Linked DNA regions of Homo sapiens: region 1 is linked to region 2. A link is a contact called in ENCODE Hi-C or POLR2A ChIA-PET data. All regions are on one chromosome and are shown on one strand. The core of a region is the stretch at or near the end of the contact, and the rest is flanking DNA. Distances in the headings are between cores, read along the strand shown. Region 1 overlaps ATP6V0A4 (ATPase H+ transporting V0 subunit a4). Region 2 holds the start of STMP1 (short transmembrane mitochondrial protein 1).

Region 1 (7,278 bases), core at 2,636-5,135, 3.1 Mb before region 2:
AAAGAAGAAATTCAGAAGAACATATTCATCATATTTTACCAAGGAGAGCAGCTCAGGCAGAAAATCAAGAAGATCTGTGATGGGTAAGAGGGAGTGAATGGCTCTTTCTTCAGTGATTTGGGCCAGGATTAGATAAAGAGATGTGCAATGCCAAATGCACATGACTGTGGCTTCTAGAGGTCAGTAAGGCTTTAGAATAACTTTCTCACATAAAAGTCAGCCCCAACTGATTTTTAATAGTTGTAAGAATATGAATAGGGAGAACTTGAATATGCAAAATGTGAGGGTAACTAAAAGTGGACATGTTCCCCATTTCAGTCTATTCCATCTGAGACTTTTCATCAGCTGCTCCAGAGTAATCCAACTGCATGGCTAACTTGTTTTGGATTTTACAGAATCGTGTTACATGTAGCTCCATAGAAGCAGAAATGACTCAGTGCAGAGGATATTAATACATTAATAGATTCTTAGGAAGGGGCAAGCCCAGCTTGCAGTCTTATTTACCCAGCAACTCACAGGTTTTATGGTTTGAATGAAGCTCATTCATATAACAGAACTGCAGCCTCAATTCACAGCACAAGTGACGTACTGGGAACCCTTATGACTGGGACTCCTTTTCCAGTGGCCAAAGACGCAGTTATTCTAGGATAGGCTGGCCATCTAACTAAAGTCAGCAAACGATGTCTTAGCAGAAAAGGGGATGCAGAATGCTTTGCAGCAAGAACTCACCTGTTTCCTTTGGAATATATTAAACACAGGTTTCGAGCCACTGTCTACCCTTGCCCAGAGCCTGCGGTGGAGCGCAGAGAGATGTTGGAGAGCGTCAATGTGAGGCTGGAAGATTTAATCACCGTGAGTGAGGGGTTTGGGCGCATGGTCTGATGGCAGCTGCAGGAGGGCTGCCTCTGCTGTTTTCATACAAGCCCTGCCCCCCAGGGCCCTTGCTGGGAGGCTGGCTGGAATGCTGGCTATGCCTTTCTGGTTGTGGCTGTGGAAGATTTCACAATTGGGAAACTGTTCGATAAGCTAGAGGGAACGAAGCTGTGTCTTAAGAATGCTTTGCCCAGGGTCAGATTTGACCACAGCCCTAGTCAGCCTTCAGGTGGCCACCCCGATCTGATAAAAGGCACCCTTTATTGCCAGCCTCGGCCTAGACGGAATCTATGATACAACCACCCAGCCAATTAAGTTGAACAACCAGTTTGACTGATTATTTTCCCACTGAATTGCCTGGTTGTTTAAGCTGATGGGTTAATTCTGTAAAAACAGTGAGTCTAGTTTCACCATGTGAACATTCATTCATCCCAAACTCATTTTCTTTGTAAAGTCTGTCACCATCCAGGGTCACTCAACACACTTATGATCAGAAATCTTTCTTCAATCACAGCAGCTTTGAAAGTAATCACTGAAAACAGCTGGGCCTCCCTCGCTGGCAGACTCTCATCAGTGCTAGAGTTCGATAGAACTTTCGGTTATGATAGAAGGTTCATGTGTCCTGTGCTGTCCAACACTGTAGTCACGAGCCACATGTGGCTATTGAGCCCTTGAAACATGGCTAGTGCCACTAAGTCATTTAGTTTGTATTTTTAATTTTAATTCAATTTAAATTTTAGGGCTGGGTGCGGTGGCTCATGCCTATAATCCCAGCACTTTGGGAAGCTGAGGTGGGTGGATCACTTGAGGTCAGGAGTTCAAGACCAGCCTGACCAAACTGGTGAAACCCCATCTCTACTAAAAATACAAACACTAGTCAGGCGTGGTGGCAGTCACCTGTAGTCTAGTCTCAGCTACTCGGGAGGCTGAGGCAGGAGAATCGTTTGAACCTGAGAGGCAAAGGTTTCAGGGAGCCGAGATCGCGCCACTGCACTCCAGCCTGGGCAACAAAGCGAGACTCCATCTCAAAATAAAATAAAAGGAAATAAAATACATAAAATTTAGTAGCTGCATGTGGCTGTGGTAGAAGTCAACTCAGTTTTAGATTCTGGACAAGTATGTTAAGAAATTAGATATGTGCCTCTTTCAAAACCCTTAGGCTAGCAGACAACTTTACTTTTCCAGAAAACCTGTGTTTAATTTTTTTTTTTTTTTTTTTGAGATGGAGTTTTGCTCTTGTTGCCCAGGCTGGAGTGCAGTGGCGCAATCTCGGCTCACCGCAACCTCCGCCTCCCGGGTTCAAGTGATTCTCCTGCCTCAGCCTTCCGAGTAGCTGGGATTACAGGCATGCGCCACCATGCCTGGCTAATTTTGTATTTTTAGTAGAGATGGGGTTTCTCCATGTCGGTCAGGCTGGTCTCGAACTCCCGACCTCAGGTGATCCACCCACCTCATCCTCCCAAAGTGCTGGGATTACAGGCGTGAGCCACTGCGCCTGGCCTGTGTTTAATTTTTTAATCCTCTCCATTACTTCTTTGTCACTTGTCAGGAACACTGTTTCCCCAAAGCCATTGAAGTCCTTTCCCCCCAATTCTCCATGCTTGATTTTATGAAAACGTCATGAGGAGAATGGAAAATAAATTCTGCTAGATGTGTGCTTACATTTAGTATGACGGGTTGCTGCTGTGTCGAGGGCTTCAGATGATCCCAGCTGAGCAGCTTCTGCAGGGGCAGCTTTCTCCTTTGGCTCAGTCCCTGCCAAAGATGAATCTTAGACACTGTCTGATGCTGAGGCATATAATTCGGGCTATGCTCTTTGAGGTTTCTGAAAGTCACCTCTGTGCTGAGGTGCTCTTGTCTCCTGGAAATCCCCAGGCCAGGGGGCATTATATTGCAAAGTGACAGGTAGTATTGGGCTTGTGAGATGCTTCGGTGGCCTCATGGCTCTCGTTAATCTTAGAGCCAGCATGTCTGTCTTACAGTGTGTCTCTTACAGAGGCCATGTGTGCTGAAAAAGATTACCCTGTTTGTTGTATCATCAAAACATAAAAATGATTCCATTAAATAAATTCTGTGTGGGCCCAATTGTCCATTCATTCCTTCATTCATTCACTTGTCATTTATTGGAGGGATTATGTATGTAAAGGGTTGTGGTAGATGTAGTAATCTCTTAGGGTTGCTGTAACAAATTACAGCAAACTGGGTGGCATAAGACAATAAAGATTTATTCTGTCATGGTTCTGGAGGCCAGAGGTCTGAAATCAAGGCGTCAGCAGGGCCGTGCTCCCTCGGAAGACCTGAAGGGAGCCCCCTCCTTGCCTCTCCCCAGCTCTGGTGCTGCGGGCCGTCCTCCGCATTCCTTGGCTTGCAAGTGCCTACTTCTCTGCCTCTGTTGTCACGTGGTATTCTTCCCTGTGTGCCTCTGTGTCTACGTTTCTTATCAGGACAGTGGTCATATGGGATTAGAGCCCATTCAAATCCAGTATGACCTCTTCTTAACCTGATTCCATCTGCAAAGACCCTCTTTCCAAAAAGGCCATATTCACAGGTATCAGAGTTCAGGACTCTTTTATGTGGACAATTCAACCCATAACAATAGGACAATGAGGAATTTAGAAGAAAAGGAAGATACAATCTCTGCCTAAGGGTTTTAGCCTCTAGCGGGGGAGATAAACTGCTCAGGAGAGTTCAAGGCCAGGTGACAGCCACAGGTCAAAGGAGCCTGCCAGAGCAGAGGAAGCTGCTGTGGCCTGTGACACTCCATTTTTGGCACCTTGTCAAACAGCTCTGTGAAGGTTCTCTGTTTTCCTGTGTGTTGTTTTTTGTATAGGTCATAACACAAACAGAGTCTCACCGCCAGCGCCTGCTGCAGGAAGCCGCTGCCAACTGGCACTCCTGGCTCATCAAGGTGCAGAAGATGAAAGCTGTCTACCACATCCTGAACATGTGCAACATCGACGTCACCCAGCAGTGTGTCATCGCCGAGATCTGGTTCCCGGTGGCAGATGCCACACGTATCAAGAGGGCACTGGAGCAAGGCATGGTGCGTGGCAGGTGGAGCCAGGAGGGGTCCGATGAGTCAGCCCCTCTGCTGGGCTCTCAGAGGGTGTTGGCCTCATGGGCCACATGAACTCAAGTGACTTGGTGGTAGGATTGCTTCCTTCATCTTTGTGTCTTCAGTTATCAACCCCACTCGAGGACATAAAAGAAATTCCTTTGTCTTTTCAGTGTTTGACAGTTGTTCACCATTTTTTGACCTTTTGTGAGTACGTATTGAGGTTTTTTTAAAAAAAAAAAAAAAATAGAATCTCGCTCTGTAGCCCAGGCTGTTGTGCAGTGGCACAGTCTCGGCTCACTGCAACCTCTGCCTCCCGGGTTCAAGTGATTCTCCTGCCTCAGCCTCCCGAGTAGCTGGGATTACAGGTGCGCCCTACCACGTCCAGCAAATTTTTGTATTTTTAGTAGAGACGGGGTTTCACCATGTTGGCTGGGCTGCTCTTAAACTCCTGACCTCAGGTGATTCGCCTGCCTCAACCTCCCAAAGTGCTGACATTACAGGTGTGAGACATCACACCCGGCCATACTGAGCATTAATGTGCCAGTCTCTCAGCTAGACTATCGTTTTGGGGGGATTTTGTCTTTTTTTTCTTATTAAAGATGGGGACCTCGCTATGACACCCAGGCTGGAGTGCAGGGCTGTTCACAGGCATGGGCATACTGCCCTACAGCCTCAAACTCCTGGGCTCAGGTGATCCTCCCATCTCAGCCTCCCAAGTGGCTAGGACTACAGGCACGCGCCACCATGCCCAGCTCCACTCTGCTAGACTGTAGATACCACCTGTTACCTCATGGAGGTTATAGTCTAGCTAGAAAGATGAATAACCAAGCATCTATAATAAGAGCCAAAATATGTAGATCGCTTGCGGTGTGTCCGAGATGGCTAAGCACTCTGTCCTCGTTGAGTTCTCACCGCTCCCTCCATTCATTCCTTAGACATTCCCTGTGTACTAGGAACGGATCTAGGGCTTACACACTGGCAGGCCAAGACCCTGCTTTGATAGACATTCTAGAAAGGGACACGGAGGCATGTCCGTGACTAATGAGATTTCAGGCAGTGATGAGTGGTGGGCAGGAAACCAAGCAGGGGACGGCGAGGGGCAGGATGGAGAGTGGGGGCTTGTTCTGATCACCGTTATTCACCCCATTGAAGGAGGGACCCCCTCCTGCCCTAAATAGTACAAGATGGCCGAACACATTACCCTGACACTGGACAGACGGGCTTGACAGCTGTTTTTAGTCACTCGTCTTCAGAGCCCAGGGGAGAAGGACACCGCACGCCATGCGGGCCACACAGGGCTTGCCCTCGGGAACTGCGTTTGGGAGCAGAGTGAAGCAGCAGGGCCGGTGGGAGGCAGGCTCTGCAGTGAACGAGGGTGAGGTGACCTTTGGTTCTTGCAGAAGGATGTGATTAGCTTGTTTGAATAATTTCACGGGGTGGGAGGAGTGAAGCCATTAGGTTGAGGAGTGGGTGGCATGCAGCTGGTTTGGCCGATGGGGAACTAGCTGGGTGGCATATCTGGTGACGGCAGATCTCGTGTTATCTGAAGAAACCCTCTCTGAGCAGGCGGCATTGATAGCATGGGAAGGTTGGGGGCGGGAGGAAGGGTTTTTCAGGCGGAGGAATCTGAAGGTAAAGGCCTTGCAGTAGGAATGGGTTAGAAGGTGGGAGCTTTCTTTATCCCCTTCGTACAGATAAAGAAATGGAGGCACAGAAAGTAGAAGTAACCTGACTACAGTCCTATAGCCAGGAGGCAGGGTTTGAATACAGAAACTGTTCCTCAAAACAGTCGATGCCCCCACATCATGGTCCAAAAACCACCTAAATGGGGCACTTAAAAAGCATTTCAACCAGGCTGAGCAGGGCGGGGGTGCGTCCTGGAGGAAGTGATGCATGCGCAGAGCGCTGGGAGGCTGGCCGGGGAGCAGGTGAAGGGAGGTGCGGCCTCCTGAAAGCAGAGGAGGATTGAAGCTGGGACCGTGAGCACTCGTCCAGCTGGTGTCAGATCCCAGTGGGTGTGCATGTGGCACGTGCTGTCGGGTGTGCGGTGGCTGTACGGTTCCTGGACAGGGAGCACTTGGAATTGTTAAGACTCGAGTAGGTAGAATGGATGCAGTGGCTCACGCCTGTAATACCAGCACTTTGGGAGGCTGAGGTGGGAGGATCATTTGAGCCTAGGAGTTCAAGACCAGCCTGTGTAACATAGCACTGTATGGCTGTAGTCCCAGCTACTCAGGAGGCTGTGGCGGGAGGATCACTTGAGCCCAGAAGTTTGAGGCTGTAGTGAGCTATGATCATGTTACTGCACTCCAGCCTGGGACTTCCTGTCTCAGGAAGAAAAAAAAAGAAAAAGAAAAAAGACTTGAGCAAGTGGAGAAGAGAGGTGGCTAGTGTAGACATGGCCAGTTTCCATGGGGAAGCGTGGGGAAGGGTGAAGGTGTGAATGGAGGATTAAGGCATATTGTTAAGTAGTCTTGATCACAAGACTAAAGAGTTTTGATTTCATTCTTTAGGCGATAGGCAGCCTTTGAAGATTTTAAAGCAGGAGAGTAACATGAGTAAAATAGTGCTTTTTGTTTGTTTTATTAAAAGAGTGCTTGAGCAATCTAGGTGTTAGATAAACGGAGAGGGGAGAGGCTGGCAGAGATGCTGAGGCTTGGAGCTAGGGTGATAGCTGTGGGAATCGGAGGAAAGATTCCGAAAGGAGAACTAGCAAGCTTTGCTGGGTGATCGACTGACTGAAACCAGAGAAGGACAAATCCATGATTCCAAGATTCTAGGAATCTGGGAGAATGGAGGCTCTGCTGAAGGGGCAGGGAGTTTGTGGAGGGGACCTGGCTTTGTGGAGAGTTGATGAATTCAGGATTAGACTCCTGGATTTTGTGGGGTTGGTGACACATTGGAGTTTGAAAGTCTAAGCAGGCAATTAGGAAAAAATTGGGGAAGGGCCAGAGCCATTTGGAAGAGGGGGATGAATTGAGAAAGTGGAGAGGAGGAAAGCATAGAGGGCCAGGAGTCATAACATTCGCATTTACAGCAGTAGGAGACGGGAGATTGTCAGAGACTCCAGAGGGACTCAATTCTCTTGACAGCCCTCCCATGAGATGAATTGGATAAGTATTGGGAAGGTATTAACTCTCTACACATAAGGTCGTGAGTCTCAGAGAGATCAAGAGATTGCCCCAAGTTCGCTCAGTGAGGGACGGCAGGAGCTGGGACTGTGACCTTTGTGCTGACACCCAGCCCAAGACTCTTCTCCTTACATCTTTGTCGCTTTTTTTTTTTTTTCCAGGAACTAAGTGGCTCCTCCATGGCCCCCATCATGACCACAGTGCAATCTAAAACAG
Region 2 (7,088 bases), core at 644-3,143:
TGGACTCTAGCCTAGGTGACAAAGAGAAACCTTGTCTCAAAAAAAAAAAAAAAAAAAAAAAATTAACACACAGTAAAAGTTTATTGCAAAACCAAATAGACTCATTCTGCAAAACCACTTAGAAAGTTAACTGTAATTGAATCATGTCCTCTCAGTTTATCAATGAGCAACAGATATAGTAAGCAGCTCAATTACATCATTCTATACTCTGGAGCTAAGTGATACCGCTTTTAATCTAGTGTTTACTACAAGAAAATGACTGTCATTATTCTGAACTCCTAAACTAACATCTAGTTAGGACACTACAGAAACTCCTAGAGGCAAAGGAGCAGCCCTGTCTTAGCTGGGCAGATTAAGGACACTCTTTTGACTAATTGGATTTAACAATCCATTACCATCTTTCAAAAGGACAAAAGGGGTGCATTTTGTGTTTTAATCTCTTTGATAAAGATACAGCATTTGGGGCCGGGCGCGGAGGCTCACGCCTGTAATCCCAGCACTTTGGGAGGCTGAGGCAGGCAGATCCCGAGGTCAGGAGATCGAGACCATCCCGGCCAACGGGGTGAAACCCCGTCTCTACTAAAAATACAAAAATTAACTGGGCCTGCTGGCGCGCACCAGCTACTCGGGAGGCTGAGGCAGGAGAATCGCTTAAACCCAGGAAGCGGAGGCTGCAGTGAGCCGAGATCGCACTACTGCACTCCAGCCTGGCGACAGAGCGGGACTCCGTTAAAACAAACAACAAAAAAAGATACAGCATTTGAGCCGGGAGCAGTGGCTCACGCCTGTAATCCCAGCACTTTCGTAGGCTGAGGTGGGTTGATCACTTGAGGTCAGGAGTTCGAGACCAGCCTGGCCAACTTGGTGAAACCCGTCTCTACTAAAAATACAAAAATTAGCTGAGCATCCTGGTGCGCGCCTGTAATCCCAGCTACTCCGGAGGCCGAGGAGGGAGAATCGGTTGAACCCGGGAGGCGGAGGTTCCAGTGAGCCCAGATTGCGCCACTGCACTCCAGCCTGACGACACAGCGAGACTCCGTCTCAAAAAAAATAAAAAATAAAAAAAAATAGAGGTTGAAAGCATCAAGTTTTGAATGCACAATAGCTTGGCAGAAAAACTTTCACTTGAAAATTTGATGAGCAACTCCTGGAACCTTCACCAAGCAATTTTTGAAATATACCGAGTTTTGCCAGAAAACTCGTTTTTAACTCAAATAAGGAGCCAAGAGAAATAGTCTGCTTACTCATGCTTACACATTTTGGGAAAAATTACTTGTATACCAGTGTCTGACTCATTCCTCCAACTCTGAAAGGTCTGATGAGGACTTAGCCTCTCGGACTTCGTGAGGTGGCTAATTTACGGTTTATTCCTGGCCTTCCTACCTCCTCAGAAAAGCCAACTAGCAGGGCTCCACAGCAGGGACCGGCCGGCGACCATGTAATGGAACAGGAGCGCAGAAAGAAAGGGGGGCGGACTACGAAAAGTCATCAAGGACCACACAAGCTTTAATACAAAGATTGCACAATGAGCGCGGGGCGCGGCACACAATAAGAAGCTCTGGAAACGCACACTCTCTGACACCTCAAAGTTTTAGGGACTTGGATGGCTGCAGAAAAATATTGGCAAAGGGATTTTCTGGGGAGGCAGGAAGAAAACGGCCGCCCTGCGAGGCGACGACCAGGCGCGGGGGACGAAGGGACCGCTGGACCCACGCCCAGGCCGGGTCGGCGGGGTCGGCAATCCTCAAGGGGGAAATGGGGTCCGAGGCACGCCCCAGGCAGCGGGCCCCGCTCTTCGGCAGCTCCACTCACCAGGAACTGGAGCATGATGTCGGTGGGGAGGGCGAGGAGGGCGCGAAGGACTGCAGCAGCTCCGCGGGCCGGTCCGAGCCTACCTCCCCATGCGCGGGGGGGGCGGAACCCCTCGTCGACTTCCGGGTCACGCCACGCCCCGCCCCGCTCCTCCCACTCAGCCCGCGCCCGGAAACGACTTGCAGTGTCGCAGCGCCCAGGTTCCCCCTGGCGGAGCGCGTTGGCCTCACCGCCTGAACCGGCGGGGCAGCGAGCGCGCGACAGGACTTGCGAAGAGCAAGTCCCGAGCCTGGCTGGGCATCCTTGAGCATCCCGCCTCTGTAAACCTGGGCCGAGGCCCAGGAATCTATATTATTCTCAGCACGCGGACTATTCTGATACACAGCCCAGTTTAGGGCTCTCTAACCTAGAAGGACGGCATGAGCAGCGGGTCCCATCCCTAGGTTCGCAGCTGAATCGTGGGGGCTTTTGCAGCATCCTCTACTTGGGCCCAGCTGGACTTTGCGGGGAGGAAAGGAGGCTTGTAGCTCTCAAAGCTCCGCAGGTGTGCTGTGTAATCAGCGTTGTGTAATCAGGTGTTGTGTAATCAAGGTAGAGGCTGGGTACCGTATGGGGCCCATGCTGCCGTGTGCCGCACGCCAGTCACTGAGATGATGAGTTTTGTAGCAGAGAAAAGGTTTATTCACCAGGCAGCCAGCCGAGGAGACGGGAGAACAGATCTCAAATCTGCCTCCCCAAAGATGGGTTTTAGGGATATTTATGGGATAGAGGAGCAGGGTGGTCTGAGGTGTGGGGAAAGGCGGTTGAAGGTAAGGAAAAGTTTGGCAATGGGTTATCTGCGCGAGGTAGTCAAGCTTCATGGCTCTTTATAGGATACATGGTCACAAAATGACATCCTTAGCATGATCTGAGTGTGGAGGTTTTGGCCCTCTAATGTCAGAAGGACACCCATCGGGCTTTCATGCAGGCCCAGTTGAGAGGTTGGTGGTTTAAACTGTACAAGAACTGACCCCAACTTCCTGAAAAACAAGAAACCTTTATCAAGCAACCCAGATGTCAGAGATGTTATCCATAAGGAAGATAGTGGGAGCTTAGATATATATTGTTTAGCTCTGTGACTTTAGCTATGTGGGTTTTTTAATCCACTAAAAGCAGGTGACTAAAAACAAGTGAGAGAAGTTGCATTTGGCAGGCCTCATCAGGTTGGCTCTCAGTTTCACTGGCCTAGCTGGGTTTCTTGCCTGGGATGGCCATAGGTCCTGTTGACAATTTGTATCATCGCCACAAAGAGTCTGTTCTGTCAGTCTTCCGGTCTGTGTATGTGTGTGTTTTTTTCTCTCTTTCTCTTTTAAAGAATTTATTTTAAGCCTATTATACCACACAGTATGTTTTAAACACTAACTCCCTAATAAGATATATAACTCCCTAATAAGATAAAGCAAAGACAAAAAAAGTTCATCTTATTAGAAACAAGATACACCATCCCTTATTGTCTTCAAAAATTATTGCACTTTAATTTTCATAATTTGACAAAGCATTCATGAAACAATCTGCAGACTAGTTTTAACAGACAAATAACACCTGTAAGCAGACATGACTGTCCTAAATTATTAGGTACGAATTTTACAAACTTTTTTTTTTTTTTGAGACGGAGTCTCGCTCTGTCACCCAGGCTGGAGTGCAGTGGCGCAGTCTCGGCTCACTGCAAGCTCCGCCTCCCGGGTTCACGCCATTCTCCTGCCTCAGCCTCCCGAGTAGCTGGGACTACAGGCGCCCGCCACCACGCCCGGCTAATTTTCTGTATTTTTAGTAGAGACGAGGTTTCAACGTGTTAGCCAGGATGGTCTCGATCTCCTGACCTTGTGATCCGCCCGCCTCGGCCTCCCAAAGTGCTGGGATTACAGGCGTGAGCCACCACGCCTGGCCCAAACTTTACTTATATTAGTGGTAACGGTGGAGCTGGAGAGTATCACGCCTTCTCCAAGCTGCCCAGCAAGAACCATCAATAGTGTGGTGGAACTTATGGCACTTTCCAAGGCCACAGCTCCTTTGGCCTGCAGATGTCAGCCCACACATCTCCCTCTGCTTGTGGACTGGTTTGGTGATCGACTGGGTGTCAGGATTTCTTCTGATAACTTCATAGAATGGATCAATGAGGATAACCTCAAAAAATCTGTATGTGGAATCTTCACCAACCCAGTAAGAATTCAGGACTCTTAGAGCCCCACAGTTGTGTCCAACTCGCTCCTCTGCAATGGACTGAAGGCTTCGAGCAAACTTCAGCTGGTTAACACCATGATGGACAGGCTTGCCATAAGTTGCACCCTTAGGAATTGGGCATTTTTGACCACCATGGTGAACATGAATCCTATATATAATGTAACCTTGCTTGGCCTTGTAGCCCAGCTGGCGTGCTTTATCAGGCCAGGTGGGGCAGGGAGCCCCGTGGACAGCAGATAGCTGGCAGTACTGCCAGCAGCAGACCCTCAGAAGAAAGCGCATGACATCAGACTGCTTCTTCCTCCATTGCTCCTGGATGTACTTGTATGCATCCATTTTGGCTTACCTGATGGCTGCTGCCAGACAGAAAGGAAAGAGCTTACTCCCCCTGGTCTGTGTTTTAACATTAATGCTGATCAGTTGTTGCATTTAAACTGCAAAGGAGAGGGGATATAACGAGGCATGTCTGACCTCCCGTACCATCATGTCTGGGAACTCAGTTTTAAGGTCTTTCTGGAGTCCCTTTGGCCAAAAAGAGGGTCTGTTCAATCAATGGAAGGAATTTAGGATGTTTAGTTTACCTAGGGAATAGGAAAGCTATAGAAATCTAATCAACATTTCCTATTTCTGCTTTTCTCCAAACATCTCTCATTGTTCTCTCTGTCTTCCCCCACCCACTTCCTGGTTTTTCTGCTTTCCAGCATATTGCCACAGCAACCGACCTGGGTTTATTTATTAAATGGCTAACCAATAGAGACACTCTGTGGTTAGCCATTTGTATTAGTCTGTTTTCGCACTGCTATAAAGAACTCCCTAAGACTGGGTAATTTGTAGAGGATAGGCGTTTAACTGACAATTCTGCATGGCTGGGGAGGCCTCGGCATACTTAAAATCATGGTGGAAAGCTAAAGGGAAGCAAGGAATATCTCACATGGTAGCAGGAGAGAAAAAGGGAGGGGGGAGCTGCCAAACACTTTTAAACCATCAGATCTCTTGAGAACTCACTCACTATCAAGAGAACAACAGCATGGGGGAAACTGCCCCCGTGATCCAATCACCTCCCGCCAGGTCCCTCCCTCGACACGTCGGGGCTACAGGGATTACAATTGGAGATGAGATTTGGGAGGGGCCACAGAGCCAAACCATATCACCATTTAACAAGTAAACTCAAGTAAGTTGAGTTTACTCCTAATAGGATCTCTCTCTCTTTGCCATTCTCGAATGCCAGGGAAAGGAAAACTGATGGGTCAAGATGGTGTCAGATGCTCCACAATCAACTACAACTAGAAAGGGCAGGGTCTCTGAACTAAAGTGGCTGCCAAGAGGGAAGAGGGAAGGGATACTAGGAGATGGCTACAACACACCATACTTTCCAGTCTGTCCAGGTTAAAACTTGACTCACTCAAGACTTAACCAGTGCTTCTCAACTTTAATCTTCATTCACATCACCTGGGCATCTTATTAAACTACAGGTTCTGATTCAGTACGTCTATGGTAGGGCCTAACTTTCTGCATTTCTTTCAACCCCAAATGATGTTGCTGGTCTATGGACCAGACTTTGAGTTGCAAGATGCCGGACTGTGAGCTACACTGAGGGTGAGGACTTCACCTGTTGAGCTCATGACTCCATCCTCAGCGCCCAACAAGTGTCTGGCACAGCCTCTGAACGCAATATAAGGATAGTTATTAAAATTTATTTCGTAGAACCTTATCCTCTCCTTAAGATAAGGCTTAAATGAAGCCTAGCTTTTCCTCTAAGGCTTTTTCAAAGGTGTTTTCTCTAAATAAACACAGGGCATGGAGAAGCAAGGCAGGACTCTTTTGTTCCCCACTGCTACTTCCAGATTATCCCTTCAATATCCTTATATAAAAACACTTCCTTTACTTTCCTGTTTACCATTAGCTCCCCCTTCCCTTTTTTTTTTTTTTTTTTTTGCAGTGGGGTCTAGCTCTGTCACCCAGGCTGGAGTGCAATGCCGTGATCTCGGCTCACTGCAACCTCCGCCTCCTGGGTTCAAGCGATTCTCCTGCCTTGGCCCCCTGAGTAGCTGGGATTACAGGCGCCCGCCACCATGCCCAGCTAATTTTTATATTTTTAGTAGAGACAGGGTTTCATTGTGTTGGCCAGGCTGGTCTCAAACTCCTGACCTCATGATCCACCCGCCTTGGCCTCCCAAAGTGCTGGGATTACAAGCGTGAGCCACCGCACCCAGCCTACCTTTAGCCCTTCTTAATGTCTTAATCTGTTGATTTCTGAGGCAGTCTCCTCATTCACTGAAGGCTTTGGCATCTAACCCACAGCCTTCCTTTCAGTGCCACATTATCGTAATTTTGGGTGACTTCAAGGCCATATGCACTTGTACTTTCCAGATCTCCTTCCTTCCAGTGACCTTCACCTTCACTCCCCTTCAGCAGTGCTCTACCGTGATCGTTAACACTTTGTCATATCCTAGACCTGTGAAGTATACTCCCAAATCCTACCTCCTCTCCTATCAGCCCTTTGACCTTAGCCAGATCTCCACTCAGCTATTCCATATTCTCATGAGCTATGAGCCCCCTTCTGGAAGGCTTCAGTCCTTTTCTGTCTAGTCTATACCCCAAGAGACCAGCACTTTAAGGACCGTTACTCTCAATTCTCTTATCCAGTGGTCTTCTCTGATACTTGCCTTTTAAAATTCTAATTTTTGATCTCCACCTTTTCCAGTCCCATACCAGTGATTCTAAGCACTAAATGGAGAAAAGATGGATCATTCAGCAAATGATACTCATCTAACCAGGATCATTACGTGGAAAAAATAATGATGTTGGGTTCCTACTTTACACTTTGCACATAAATTACAGATAACATAAATGGCACTGCACACATAAGTAACAGCTTAAACAAGACAAAAAATATTAAAAGAGTAAAAGAGAGAAGTTATTTTATAATCTACAAATGAGAGTGGAAGCTTTTTCACATCGCCAACATGATACAAAACCCAGAAGCCATAACAGATTGAGAAAATCAACTACATCAAAATTTAAAAATTCTGTAAACACTTTTTGTGAAATAAGTG

Evidence for each region. Hi-C counts contacts between places; a loop is a spot of excess contacts on that map. ChIA-PET counts read pairs that join two places held with the same protein, here RNA polymerase II (POLR2A). Pooled maps may share reads with other maps.
Region 1: a loop to region 2 is called in a pooled map, with 8 times the contacts of the local background. The contact joins the enhancer-like site here to the promoter of STMP1 in region 2. A Hi-C loop is called at or near these places in 3 of 50 pooled maps. POLR2A ChIA-PET finds 5 or more read pairs at or near these places in 2 of 52 experiments (Caco-2 and naive thymus-derived CD4-positive, alpha-beta T cell).

The regions. Positions count from the first base shown.
Region 1 is chr7:138,749,263-138,756,540 of GRCh38, reverse strand. It overlaps ATP6V0A4 (ATPase H+ transporting V0 subunit a4), which reads left to right. Exons shown (of 22, transcript NM_020632.3): 9 at 1-83; 10 at 759-852; 11 at 3,704-3,916; 12 at 7,224-7,278. Among named protein-coding and RNA genes, the nearest start is that of TMEM213, 45 kb to the left of the region's middle. RefSeq lists an enhancer at 5,578-6,380. Within about 2 kb of position 3,885, at least 8 of the 41 ENCODE cell types and tissues checked have a DNase peak (open chromatin) inside an H3K27ac peak, as active enhancers do.
Region 2 is chr7:135,657,319-135,664,406 of GRCh38, reverse strand. It overlaps STMP1 (short transmembrane mitochondrial protein 1), which reads right to left and starts at 1,893. Exons shown (of 3, transcript NM_001130929.2): 1 at 1,813-1,893. The coding sequence starts at 1,827. It also overlaps the pseudogene RPL15P11. RefSeq lists enhancers at 110-634, 635-1,159 and a silencer at 1,799-2,018.